Linked DNA regions of Homo sapiens: region 2 is linked to region 1. A link is an interaction called in ENCODE POLR2A ChIA-PET data of the cell type or tissue named here. Cell type or tissue: Caco-2. All regions are shown on one strand.

Region 1 (2,500 bases):
TATTTTTATGAAATCCAATCTGGAATGATCCTTTGGGGTCTTGAAAGATGTAATTCACGTCTTAGAACCTGGCTTTGGAAAAATATTTTGGCTTGGCATAGTAGATATTTTGTTTTTAATCTGACAAAGCTTTTCAACTCTCTTTACTAGTTTTCTTTTCAATTTGTTAGAATCCTTTAACTAAAAGAATAATGAATTTTTTTTTCCAAGAAGGCAGGAGGTACTCTGAATATTTTAAAAATCCATTTCCTAGAAACGAAAATTTTTGTTTTTCCTATTGCTGAGGATAGCGCAATTAAATTAGAGACACTCTTGTGGCATTATGAGTAGTTTTCTGAATTTTTCCTTCCCTTTTTGATATGTCAGACCTGTAAAGCATAAATTATAATTTGAGATTCAAATTTTGTTGTTTTAGTTCACTTCAAGTAACACCTTGCTGTTAATTTCTACCGATTTCTACTCAAACAGATTGCAAATTGTTTAGAATTGTTACCAGTACAAATTGTTTAGAATTGTTTCCACAGAGTAGGGAGGTTGTAAAATGTTAATTGAGCGGAAGAATTTGATCTTTGCAGATTAGTGGGTCTTTGTTATCTCGGAAAGCGGGATTTAAAAAAAATCCTCAACCTTACATATTATCCCCTGAAAATGCCAAACAAAAATAGTAGTTGTAGCTGCTTTAGTATATGCAAGTAAACATTTGTTCAGGTGAGAAAGGAATGTGTTATCTAAGGCAAGGGGGAGACCGCTATCACTTGACAGGGGAGGAATTTTAACTGAAAGGGCACTTTCTAAATTTCCAGATGAGCCCACAGAAATGACAGACATTGAAGACTCACAGACTTTTGTGAACAGAATTTTTGTGGCAAAACATGGAAAACAGAGAAAGCATGTCATGTTTTATCCATGTGCTCGGTTGTGCCAATATTGGCTGAATGTTGCACAACAGCCCGGTAGCTGCACTTACCGCAGCTGTCGTTTAAGGAATGTGGCAGATTTGCTAGACTTAAAAATTGTTCCAGCAAAAATTCCATTTTTACTTTAGGAATTTTACTTAGGAATTGGGGAGAAAGCTCAGAAAAATGCAGAGTTGGATGCTTGCTGCCATTTACTTGTCCAGTCTCATCTGTCTTCCCTGATATTTGGGCTAGGGGCAGGCACAGCTGGGGCGGAGTCTCAATGGGCTGGACAGGGTTGGGGAGAGGGAGAAACTGTCTTTTATCCAGGGTGGCAGTGTGTGAAGCTGCTGGGCAAATAACAAGAATCAACTTGGTTGGAGTTGGGGAGGAAGCTGCTCACCCCAAAACAAGGCAAAGTCCAGAAACAAGTGCCTTGCAAGGACTTCTGAAGCCAGGGGCAAAAAAAAAAAAAAAAAAAAAAAGCCTGCAAGGATTTTGAAGCCTGGTGCTTTCTCTATGCAGTTTCTCTGCAAGCTCTCATGGGCACTGCTGCATCTGAGTCTCCTTTCTCTCCCGTTCTTCCCAGCTCCCTTTCACCAGTTGACCCGGTGTGGAACTCTGAAAATCTAAGAGCTCACCCATCTGGAATGTTAAGAGGCAGCATCTAGATAAAAGGGACTTGGATTACGCAAGAGAAACAGGGCTGCTTTTTCCTTGTCATTTTTTCTTTCTATCTATTTGGGTTTTTAAAAATTGTTATAAAATATGCATAACATAAAATTTACCATTTACATGTTTGAGTGTTCAGTCCAGCGCACACTCAAATACAGTTAAATACATTCCCACTCATGTGCACCCACCACTGTGCATCTATCTCCAGAGAGAGCTTTGTCACCTTCCCAAACAGAAACTCTGTACCCATTAAACACCAACTCCCACTTCCCCGCTTCCCTGCTTCCCCCAGGTTCTGGCAACCACTCTTCTACTTTCTTCCCTTATGAATCTGATTGTCCTAGGTGCCTCATACGCGCAGTTTCATCATTGTTGTGTGGGCATAAAAATCCCTCCTAGCGCTGTTTGCTGTGCACTTGTTGACTGAGGGCTGGCCTCTAAATGCAGACAGGACCGATGGGGGCAGATACGAGGGTGAGGGTGTCTGTATAGCTGAGCAAATGCTGAGCAGGAACACACAGCACGTTAACAATATGTACACCCACACGCATGCTGCTGGGAATGAGTGAAGAGGAAGCTGCCATGTTAGAATGGAGTTTGGGCCGGAGAGTCTCTGCATTTGTTACTCACTGGTGGACGGAGGAAGCTGAATTCTAAAAGCCGTTTAATGAAGGAATGGTGAGGGCTGGGCAAACATGATTAGTCACAGAGCTCCAGGCCTAGGTTATTTATTCTCTAGAGAAGCCCAGGGCTTGTGAGTGGGATGAATTGCTGACTGGCAAGCTGAGTAAATTTGACCAAGAGGCCTAAACTGAGGGGGAAACTGGTCTCTTTATGAGCTCTATTGACACTGAATAGAAATATGGGCTCCATTCCAATTTGTTTCCTAGCAAAATAAATACATAAATATCAAGAGAACTTCCTTGTTT
Region 2 (2,500 bases), 230 kb before region 1:
TTGATTTAAACATAAATCCCTGGGATACCTAGCACAATGCCTGAAACAAAACTGGCTCTTAAGAAATGGCTCATCAAATTCAAGCCAGTAAAATAGGAAAAATTTACATGTAAATTTTACCTGGTAGTCTCGGAGACCAACCAAAATAATGTCCGAGGTATTTATCCAAACCTACAAAAGAAAAGTCACTGCCCGTCACATTTAAAATAACGAAGAATCAAGAAATTCCAGAGTAACAATCAATTAGTTTAGAAATTAAGAGATTTTAGGCCAGGAGCGGTGGCTCATGCCTGTAATCCCAGCACTCTGGGAGGCCAAGGTGGGCGGATCACCTGAGGTCAGGAGTTCGAGACCATCCTGGCCAACATGGCAAAAACCCGTCTCTACTAAAAAATACAAAAATTAGCTGGGCGTGGTGGCATGCCCTTGTAGTCCCAGCTACTCGGGAGGCTGAGGCTGGAGAATCACTTGAACCTGGGAGACGGAGGTTGCAGTGAGCCAAGACTGCGCTACTGCACTCCAGCCTGGGCAACAGAGTGAGACTCCGTCTCAAAAAAACAAATAAATAAACTTCTTTAAAAGAAAAAAAAAAAGAAAAGAAATTAAGAGATTTTAGTTTGGGCTGGCATTGTGGCTCACGCCTATAATCCCAGCACTTTGGGAGGCCGAGGCCGGCGGGTCACTTGAGGTCAGGAGTTCAAGACCAGCCTGGCCAAAATGGTAAAACCTTGTCTTTACTAAAAATACAAAAATTAGCGAGGCGTGGTGGCGCATGCCTATAATCCCAGCTACTCAGGAGGCTGAGGCTGGAGAAACACTTGAATCTGGGAGGCGGAGATTGCACTGAGCCAAGATTGTGCCACTGCACTCCAGCCTGGATGACAGAGTGAGACTCTGTCTCAAAAAAAAAAGAAAGAAAAAGAAAAAAAGATTTTAGTTTGGGAATAGAAGGATTAACATACCAAATTAAAAAAAATAAATACAAAATCAGAGTTGGGACTTTTAGTCAACCTGATTAATAAATCTGCCTGAATAACTACTGTGATGGTGAATTAATCATTACTTTCCAAGGCAGTCCATTCACGATGACATTCAAGAGATGCAACATTAATACAATGCTTATATAACTCATATTCAAATTTTCTGAATGTACACTTTACAGCTATATGTCCAATTCCTAAATCAGAATCCAAACAAGGGCAACCTACTCCATTTAACTGTCAGGTCTCTTTAAGTCTCCTTGCAACTAGAATAGTACCCCAGCTTTTTTTTTTTTTTTTTTTTGAAACTTTCATGACAGTAACATTGCATTAAGAGCTGGGCCATCTGGCTGGGTACAGTGGCTCATGCCTATAATCCCAGCATTTTGGGAGGCCAAGGTGGGCTGATTGCTTGAGCTGAGGATTCGAAACCAGCCTAAGCAACATGAAGAAACCCCATCTCTACAAAAAATACAGAAATTAGCCAGGCATGGTGGCACAGGCCTGTAGCCCCTGCTACACGGGAGGCTGAAGTGGGAGGATCACTTGAACCAATGAGGGTGAGGTTACAGTGAGCCCAGATCATGCCACTACTCTACAGGCTGGGTGATAAGAGTGAGACCCTGTATCAAAAAAAAGACAAGGAAAAAAAAAACTGGGCCGTTTGTTTTTGCAGAATGTCTCTCAATTTGGACTTTTTGGGCAGGAATACAATACAAGTGATACAAATGCTTCTTTAACATTAGAACCTGTATAAAATTACCATTACAGACCTTGCTATTTTACTTATAGGTAAATCACTGTTTACCAAGGTAAGTCTTTTGGGAATTTCCAAAAATGAAGTCCATGGACAGTTAAAAACTGTAGAGGGATTTTCCCCCTTAACCAATTTTATATTAAAGTAAAACAAATCACACCTACCTTTTTTCTCAATTTTCCTCTGATGTGACATAACCTCTTTACACCATCGAAACACATTGCTTCTAGCCGTCCATTTCCCAACATTTTGATTACCTGAGCATACTCTAGCGGGGAGAAAGGAAAAGGGTATGGAATATTGTTCAACTTTTGATAACAGCAACTTAAAGTCCACATAAAACTGTCAAGAGAATAAAGTTGCACCAGTTGGGAATAAATACATATAGTAAAACTATAAACAAACATAAGGGAGTGATAAACATCAAGTTAGTTAACGGCAGAGCTAGAACTAAGACTCTATGATGACATTTCTTTCTTTCTTTCTTTTTTCTGAGCTCAGGTCAAGTGTAGAAAACTTCATAGTTACAAAGGTCAGTCGTAAAACCTTTACATCATTGCCCAGAAATGATTAGGCTTTCATAGACATACATATGCACCCCCTCACCCCCAATCTCATTCATTCCTACAACTGCTACCTTTATAAACACGTGTGCGTGCACACACACACACACCCCCCACACACACACCAGACATATGCCCTTATTGTTTTACATTGTTTTATAGTTCTGCTTCTCAGAACTGTAGAGATCATGCATCAGGTA

Evidence for each region. Peaks named below come from ENCODE experiments on the same cell type or tissue, not always from the same donor. Only the 100,000 strongest peaks of a DNase experiment are listed, where the experiment ranks them.
Region 2: POLR2A ChIA-PET joins it to region 1 with 19 read pairs; 6 of 35 experiments call an interaction of 5 or more read pairs at or near these places.

What each region holds. Positions count from the first base shown.
Region 1 is chrX:20,360,518-20,363,017 of GRCh38, forward strand. No RefSeq gene overlaps it. Among named protein-coding and RNA genes, the nearest start is that of RPS6KA3, 95 kb to the left of the region's middle. In Caco-2, no CTCF peak of the experiment used is centred here; DNase peaks (open chromatin) are centred at 1,484, 1,984 and 2,304; H3K4me3 peaks cover 1,207 bases.
Region 2 is chrX:20,133,837-20,136,336 of GRCh38, forward strand. It overlaps EIF1AX (eukaryotic translation initiation factor 1A X-linked), which reads right to left. Exons shown (of 7, transcript NM_001412.4): 3 at 1,902-2,005; 4 at 121-171. It also overlaps SCARNA9L. Among named protein-coding and RNA genes, the nearest start is that of EIF1AX-AS1, 4.9 kb to the right of the region's middle. In Caco-2, no CTCF peak of the experiment used is centred here; no DNase peak of the experiment used is centred here.